3 separate regions of the Homo sapiens genome follow, and all the other regions are linked to region 3. A link is a contact called in ENCODE Hi-C or POLR2A ChIA-PET data. All regions are on one chromosome and are shown on one strand. Each heading gives the region's core, a stretch centred on a gene start or an enhancer-like site at or near the end of the contact. The rest is flanking DNA. Distances are from core to core; before and after follow the strand shown.

Region 1 (2,700 bases), core at 53-2,552, 1.8 Mb after region 3:
CGTCTCTACTAAATATTAAAAAAAATTAGCCAGGCCTGGTGGTGCACACCAGTAGTTCCAGCTATTCATGAGGCTGAGGCAGGAAGTTAAGCCCAGGAGTCTGAGGCGGCAGTGAGTTATGACAGTGCCACTGTACTCCAGCCTGGGCAACAGAGTGAGACCCTGTCTCAAAAAAAAAAAAAAAAATTAGGAGAAACGTTACAGAAAGTGTAGGAACTATATTAGAGGATATAACAGACAGGTAAGACTCAATTGCGCCCTGTCACATATGGCACATAATTTAGAATTACTTTTTTTTCTTTTTTTTTTAGAGACAAGGTCCCCCCACCCCAGGGCAGGATGCAGCGGCACGATCATGGCTCACTGCGGCCTCAAACTTCTGGGCTCAAGCAATCCTCCTACCTCAGCCTCCTGAGGAGCTGATACTATAGGTGTGCACCACCACGCCTGGCTTTTTTTTTAAGAGACAGGAGTCTCGCTATGTTGATCATGATGGTCATGAACTCCCGGGCTCAAACTATCCTTCCACCTACAGGTGTGGGCCACTGCTCCTGGCCAGGATTAATTACTTCTTAAATGAACTATGTACCCCAATTTTGAACAATGCAGCTCTGCTGGAAATGTCTGGGACTTAAGTAAAATGTGTAAAGCCATAACCTGATACACACTAGGCCCTCAAGAATAAATGTTAGTTATTTTCACTGGGTGCTGTGCCCCTCCAGAGAGAAACTGATTAGGTTTTGGATACTAATCCCCTAGCTCTAGGCCGCTAAGTAATACCAATCTAATAAGCATTTCAGAAATAAGTATAACAGGAAAGGAAGTAATATGTAATAAAAACATTCTGCATTTGCATCAAGGGTTTCCTCGAGATGTCGAGTATCATTATTCCCAATTTAAAGATGAAGTAACTGAGGCTCGAAAAGAAGAACAGGACCTAACAACATCGTACAGAAGTCCCAGCTCCAGGGCATCTGCTGGTCTTTCTCCACCCCTCCATAACTCTACAACCTTGGTCCAGAACAGGCCTCTGGGCCCCAGACCTCGGAGGGATTGAGCCTTTCCCAGAAGGCTTTGCAGCGCCGCGGAGAACTCTGGGATACAAATGGATACACAAATCCAAAGCAAAAGTCTAGACCTGGGCCCGAGAAACAGCCTCTTAAGCCCCCCAGGTGCCTTCTTCGGCTCGTTTGTGTGCTTACCTTTCCTGGAGCTCCCGCCATCGGGAGCCTCACTAAGCCCCGCAAAGGCTGGGAACAGCGCCATGACCACAGGCCGTACCTCCGTTCTTCTCTATAGGGATGGCGCCGGCGAGCGAGCGCCGGTCTGAGGACCCCTGCCGTCGCGGTGCACTCTGGGAAATGTGGTTTTCGCGGCGCTCTCTGGGGCTTGACCCCGAAGCGGGAGGGGCGGGGCCCAGAGAGGAGGGTCGTCAAGGGACTGGGGCGCGGCGGGGCAGGGAGAGGCAGGGCAAAGCAGGGTGGGGCGGGGCCAAGGGGGGCGGAGCGAGGAGTGACGGGTTCCTAGTGGTTGGGACCCTGTGAGAACCGGAACTGCGAAAACCGGAGAAGGGAATTGTTGACCGCGAAAGGGACTAAGGAAATTGGGATTCCAGTTCGACCCCTAAATTCACACCATCCTTGCTAACTGGGTCAACTTAAACGCTCTAAGCATTACTTTCCTTATCTGCAAAATATTGAGAAGATTAAATGAACATATTTATAAAGGGCCTAGCATTGAGTCCGGCCCATGAAAAGCACTTAATATGTGTTAGCTATTATGTGAATTACGACTGCAAGTTCGGCTCAAAGTCATGTGAGATATCCGAACTTCAATCAGGTTACCATATTAAATACCCCAGAACAAGGAAAAATGGAAAGTCCCATCAAGTTCAAGGGTCTTTGATAGTTAGGAAATACCTGTCTGTGAAGCATTCTTGACCCCGGTTCCTCCCACCCAAAATCTAATCACACTTGCTACCAGAAATATAGAGAGTAAAGGAACAACTTAGAAGACTTTGTACTACCAAGAAACAATTAGCCAAATCTAGAATATGGGAAATTATAGAAAACAACCGTGCTTCCTTAACATATCAAGGGCTTTAAGAGGGCAGGAGATTGTAATAGATACGAAGATCTTACAGACACATCAAGCAAATACAACATATTTGTGGCCTCATTATAATTCTGATTGGACAAACTGTAAAAAGACCTTTTTAAGATAGATGGAGAAATAAGAAGGTAGGCAGAGTACAAGCAATTCACAAGTAATTCTTGTGAATTCTGTTAGATGTACTAAAGTACTTATGTCACTGAGGTGACCCTTATTTATTTATTTTGAGACAAGGTCTCCTTCTGCCACCCAGGCTGGAGTGTAGTGGTACGATCTCTGCTCACTGCAGCTTCGAACTCCTCGATTCAAGCAATCCCCTCACCTCAGCCTCCCAAGTGGCTGGAACCACAGGCATACACCACCATGTCTGGCTTAATTTTTTTTTTTTTAATAGAGACAGGGTTTCACCATGTTGCCCAGGCTGGTCTCGAACTCCTGGGCTCAAGCGATCTGCCCCCCTCTGCCTCCCAAAGTGCTGGGTGCCTGTGCCTGAGCACCCCCCAACCCAGCCTGAGATTACTTTTTAAAGTTCTTATATATTAGAGATATATACTGAAATATTTGCAAGTGAAAATAGATAGGTAAATG
Region 2 (2,700 bases), core at 160-2,659, 1.7 Mb after region 3:
GAGCTTCCACTGGGAGTTATGTGCCTGTTTCTGACTTCTTCACTATATGGTGTCTCTAATCTCCATCCTCTGCAGCTTCTACTGCAGGGCCTCTGCCCTGGCTGTTCCCTCTACCTAGAAAGCTCTTCCACCAGATATCTGAATAGCTTACTCCTTCATGCCTTACGGGCTTTTGCTCAAGTATCATCCAATTTAAAGTTAAAATCACCCACCACTGCTGCATGCTCCTAATCCTAGGCATTTTTCCTAGGCATTAATTTTTCCTATGGCATTTACCACTATGTGGCATACTATATATTTTACTATTTACTTGTTTCTTGTAAAATGCATTAGGGAAAGGATATTTATTTTGTTTTTTAAATTTTTATTAATTTTTTTTTTTGAGACAGAGTCTCGCTCTGTCACCTAGACTGGAGTGCAGGGGCGTGATCTCACTGCAACCGTCGCCTCCCAGGTTCGAGAGATTCTCATGACTCGACCTCCCAAGCAGCTGGGATTACAGATGCCCACGATGATGCCCGACTAATTTTTGTATTTTTAGTAGAGATGGGAGTTTCACCATCTCTATCCTATGTGTGATACTGTCCTATCGTGTGATTTCATGTGTCATGTACACTAGATGCCAGATTTGTTAACAGAGGTCGATAGTGCTAAGACTTTCTATTACCGTGTTGCAGTGATGATGAAAAGGAAGAAGTATACCTGTTGTGTGTTCATAAGGGAAATATTTTTAGTGTTTCACAACTAAAATCCCTAAATCAATCTGGAGCAGAAAAAAAATCATCCATTTCTCCAGTTCAGAAAGATGCAGTATTTTGAGCACTTGTTAATGAAATTTCCAGAAACAGAAGGGATTGTTGCCATTTTTCTGATGTCCTGGAGGGTGTAACAAATGAGGAACTTTACCAATCAGCTTCAAGATGAGGAATTTAAGACATTTGGCATCATCACAAGTCACAGGTCATCAGAAAAAGACAGGTTTAGAAGACTCGTTACACACATACTCCCAGATGTGCAGGTTAAATTCCAGAAGCTGAATAATAACTGAAATATTTGTGCAAATGTATATGTCAACTTCCCAGTTCCAAATACCATTCCAGTTTTTAGAACCATAAAGTTCTTCCCAGTTATAAATTTTGCATAATTTAAATATTTTATATTTTCACGATTGTCCTAATTCTTTGACAGTAGGGGTCATTGTCTTAAGTTGTTGACAAGCGCCTCATAACGGGTATTCAAAAATTTCTTTCAAGTAAAATATTTATAAAGTTCACTTTATGCTTATAAACTGCTGCGTTGCCCTAGACCGCCCGCACAAGCCCTTGGAGCACAACTTGGTCAGCGCAGAATTTGGTTCCTATCAGCTTCCGTAGCGTCCCTAACGACTTCCGCCTCTGGCGGGCCGCAGTGGTGGAGGAACTTCCGGCAGCGGCAGCTCAAGTGGCCAAGGCAAGATGGTGAGTGACTAAGGGTTTCTTTCCGCTGGTCGTCGCGGTGCGATGGGGTCTCAGCAGCCTGAGGCGAGAGAAAGAGGCGGCTGCCCGAGGAACTGGGACAGCCCTCTTCTCCTTTTGCCGGCCTGATCTTCTCGGCGGGTGGAGGCTCCCAGAGACCGCGCTCATGTCCACCGCGGGCCGGGGCCGACCAACGGGCCTTGCCCGGGGATCCTGGGGCCGGGGCTCAGAGCAGAGAGAGGGTCTCCTGCGTGGTCTTGTGGGGCGGCAGAACGGATCAGGCCGCTGGCTTTGCTGCTCCGCCGACCAGGGCTTTGCTGATCGGCGCTGGGAGTTTCGGGGGCGCCTCCTCGAGTCACCGGGAAAAATGCTTTTTGAGTCGGGCAGGTGAAGGGTGCTGGAGAAGAGGGTGGGATTCATTCCACCTGAGGAGTTGAGCGCGGAGTCGTGGAAGGCCTTTCGGAGCTGGGGGCATTTGAAGGAGGCCTTAAAGACGTTGTTATGACAGGCGGAGCTAAGACGGAAAGGGCCCGTGGTGCAGTAGTAATAATAAAAACAGCTAGCATTTATTCATCAATTCACTAAACAAGTATTTACTGAGCACTTGGTGTTTTGTTGTTGTTGTTAAACTTTTGGCTAGCTTCTGTTGTAGACACTGAGGATTGATTGAAGTCCCTGCCTTCATAGTGCGTACATTCTAGAGCAGAAGGCAGACAATCATCAGAAATATGTAATATGATGTCAGGGGTGGGGTGGTCATTGTTGTATGGTTATTGTATAGAAAGGGATAGCTTGGAGGAGTGGCTGCTTTTTATAGAGTCAGCGAAGGTAGCTCTGAGGAGGTGAAATTTGAGCGGACCGAAATTGAGGGAGTAACCCCTGCAGATGTCTGAGGGAAATGTGGTCAAGGCAGAAGATACAGCAAGTGCAAAGGACCTGAGATGGGAATGTTTAACCTGTATCATGAACGGCAAGAAGGCCAGATCTCATAGAGGTCTTTTTTATTTTAATTTTAATTTTTATTTTTTTGAGACGGAGTCTTGGTCTGTCGTCCAGGCTGGAGTGCAGTGGCGCGATCTCCGCCTCCCGGGTTCAAGCGATTCTCCTGCCTTAGCCTTCCAAGTAGCTGCGACTATAGGCGCCCGCCACTACGCCCGGCTAATTTTTGTATTTTTGTAGAGACGGCGTTTCACTCTGTTGGCCAGGCTGGTCCTGAACTCCTGACCTTATGATCCGCCCGCCTCGG
Region 3 (2,791 bases), core at 157-2,656:
TTTTTCCTGAGACAGGGTCTCACTCTCTCATCAAGGCTGTAGTGGCATGATCTTGGCTCACTGCAACCTCTGCCTCCCAGGCTCAAGCAATCCTCCCCTCTCGGCTTCCCAACTAGCTGAGACTAGAAGTGCATGCCACCACGCCCAGCTAATTTTTTGTACTTTTGAAGAGACATGTTTTTGCCATGTTGCCCAGGCTGGTCACGAACTCCTGGTCTCAAGTGATCCGCCAGCCTAAGCCTCCCAAACTGCTGGGATTACAGGCATGAGCCACCGCACTCAGCCAGAAATGAATTCTTGCTAACAACCTGAATGAGCCTGAACATAGATTCCTCCTCAGTCAAGCCTCCAGATGAGAATACAGCCTGCCTGACACGATTGTAGCCTTGTGAGACCCTGAGCAGAGGACCCAGTGAGGTTGACCCACGGAAACCATGAGATGATAAACGTTTGTGTTTTAAGCTGCTAAATTTGTGGTCATCTGTTATGCAGCAATGGATAACAGAGACCACTCTCAGGAATTAGTGGATATGAGGGAGAAAGGAGACCTCTCTGTGCTTCCTCTGTTTCCCAGGTTTTGTGATCAGGGATAGGGAGAATTCGGCTATTGATACAAATAGGGGAATCAACAGTAGTAACCTATTGAGTGGAGGAAGGGGAGATGAAGGCGACTTCTGTCTAAGCGCTGAGTTGGGAGAAAATAAGAGTAGTTACTTAGAATTTGGGAGTGGGGTTTGTGTGAGAATTCAAGGCTGATGGAAAATTCGGTCATTATCAGCACAGAGTTGACAACTTAAGTCCTAAGAACAAAAGTGTTGTCCCACGGAGGGTGTTCAGAGAAGCAGGAGGATGGGATTCGTCTCGGGGAGAGGCCACGGGTGGCCCTGGAAGAAGGAAGGCAGAACCAAACCCAGGAGGGCCAGTGTACTGCAGAGTCAAAGAGTTGACGGATTGGCTCTGTTGCTCTGGATAGTCCATTTTCCCTTCAAGGGTAATTGCAGTGCAACCTCTAATGGGCAGACTCCATTTTACAGGTAAGAAAAGTTGAAATACCTGGACCGATACCATACTGACAGTAAGTGAGGGCTGGATTTGAACTCGCGTCTCATATCACAGCCCAAGATCTTTCTGCTACACATTTAATTCATTCTTACCATCCAAGAGAGAATAAAATGAATAAGCGGAGGGCCAGCAGAGAGACTAACGAAAGGTCCCCGAGGTGCCCGGGAGGCGGAGCTGCAAGACCACCCGCACGCGCACGCCGCCGCCCTCCTTGCCTGAGCACAGGTTTCGCGGGTAGAAGGCGTGCGCAGGCGCGGACACGGGCGCATGCGCGTTCACTCCGGCGCGCAGTGCCGGCCGGGGCGGGGATACGCCGTGTGCGCGGCCGGGGGCGGAACGGAGGAGGAGGCGGTGGTGTCCCGGCTGCGGGGTAGGAGTCCGCGGCAGCCTCCGGGTAAGCCAAGCGCCGCGCAGTGCTGAGTTCCCGCACGCCGCAGAGCCATGGAGATCGGCACCGAGATCAGCCGCAAGATCCGGGTGAGGCCCGTGCCGGTCGGGGGTGGGAAGCCAGGTCTCGGCGAGCGGGCGGTTGTCAGGAGTAACGGGGACTGTGGGCCCGGGTGGACGCCGCGGCCTGGCCTCCGCTGGACGCTCCTGGCGGGCTGCGGCTCCTCCTCGTCCAGGCCGCCTCGGCCCTGGGGACATTTGCGGCCTCGGAGCGTGGCTGCGGCTGAAGTAGCCGCCGGGAAATGGAAGGACAGGCGCAGGCCCGGCTGGAGCCACCACCGCGGCGCACGGCGCCGCTTTGGATCCGCTGCGGGAGGTGGGCGCCGCGGGGCTGGGGCTGGAGCTGGAGTGGGGTGCGGGGTGGGGGGCGGTGCAGGCGAGGCTCCTCCCAGCCCCCGCCCGGGGGATCCGAGGTGCGCGCACCAGCAAAGTGGCCTCAGCCGCTGCAGAGTCCGGTCTTGTTTTCCTAGAGCCGCCTTTCTCACATGCACGTTTGCTCTTTTTCTCTCAGAGTGCCATTAAGGGGAAATTACAAGAATTAGGAGCTTATGTTGGTAAGTGTTTTTTTGGTTGTTAGTCTTACAGAATTTAGAGTTTGCAGCTAATAGAATTTTAGTGAATGCGTATTTCTCACCGTACTTTGGACATTGGGAGAGACTCCCTTCTACCTTCTTCAAATCTTATACTCCCTGGTTACTTCTTTATCATCTTTTTGCAACCTTGTTTTTTTTCTCCCAAACCTCCTTCTGTTATGGTGTTTTGAAATTTAGTTTCCTCCGTTAAGGCTCTGTTTGACCGAATTTTATTTTATGTTTTTCCTATTCTCTCTCTCTCTCATTTTAAATTCTAGGGACGGGTCTCGCTACGTTGCCCAGGCTGGTCTTAACTCCTGGGCTCAAGCAATTATCTGACCTTAGCCTCCCTAGGTGCTGGGAGTGCGGGGATTACTGGTGTGAGCCACCATGCCTGTTTAAAGTTTCCTATTCTTGTTACTTTCCTCTTGACATTTGTTTTTAGAACTCTGATGTTGGATGTGAATGTTTGATGCTTTCTGGCATTTGCTTCTGTAATGGTTCAGTGAGTTTTATTTTCCGATCTCTTTATGTTTTCCCTCTCTCTCTGAAACAGTAAGGCTTTTTCCGTCTCTTTATTCTTTTATAATTTGAGTGTTTACTCTGGGTCAGGTACTGTGCTTAACTATTGTATATGTATTAACTCAGGATAATCCCTACGAGAATCCTGGAAGGTAAGTGGCAGTATCTTTGACTGTGTAAACAAGGAA

Evidence for each region. A loop is a pair of places that touch in the nucleus more often than their neighbours do. ChIA-PET counts read pairs that join two places held with the same protein, here RNA polymerase II (POLR2A). Pooled maps may share reads with other maps.
Region 1: a map with no recorded cell type shows a loop between it and region 3 (5-fold over the local background). The contact joins the promoter of NRDE2 here to the promoter of ZC3H14 in region 3. A Hi-C loop is called at or near these places in 1 of 37 single-sample maps with no recorded cell type and 7 of 50 pooled maps. POLR2A ChIA-PET finds 5 or more read pairs at or near these places in 1 of 52 experiments (A673).
Region 2: a map of naive thymus-derived CD4-positive, alpha-beta T cell shows a loop between it and region 3 (15-fold over the local background). The contact joins the promoter of PSMC1 here to the promoter of ZC3H14 in region 3. A Hi-C loop is called at or near these places in 3 of 168 maps with a recorded cell type or tissue (ascending aorta, gastrocnemius medialis and naive thymus-derived CD4-positive, alpha-beta T cell), 1 of 37 single-sample maps with no recorded cell type and 13 of 50 pooled maps.

Annotation. Positions count from the first base shown.
Region 1 is chr14:90,330,639-90,333,338 of GRCh38, forward strand. It overlaps NRDE2 (NRDE-2, necessary for RNA interference, domain containing), which reads right to left and starts at 1,303. Exons shown (of 14, transcript NM_017970.4): 1 at 1,203-1,303. The coding sequence starts at 1,266. RefSeq lists an enhancer at 1,057-1,236 and a silencer at 1,387-1,536.
Region 2 is chr14:90,255,144-90,257,843 of GRCh38, forward strand. It overlaps PSMC1 (proteasome 26S subunit, ATPase 1), which reads left to right and starts at 1,410. Exons shown (of 11, transcript NM_002802.3): 1 at 1,410-1,457. The coding sequence starts at 1,455. RefSeq lists enhancers at 1,056-1,585, 1,461-1,700, 1,586-2,113.
Region 3 is chr14:88,561,631-88,564,421 of GRCh38, forward strand. It overlaps ZC3H14 (zinc finger CCCH-type containing 14), which reads left to right and starts at 1,407. Exons shown (of 17, transcript NM_024824.5): 1 at 1,407-1,539; 2 at 2,021-2,063. The coding sequence starts at 1,504. RefSeq lists a silencer at 1,196-1,905.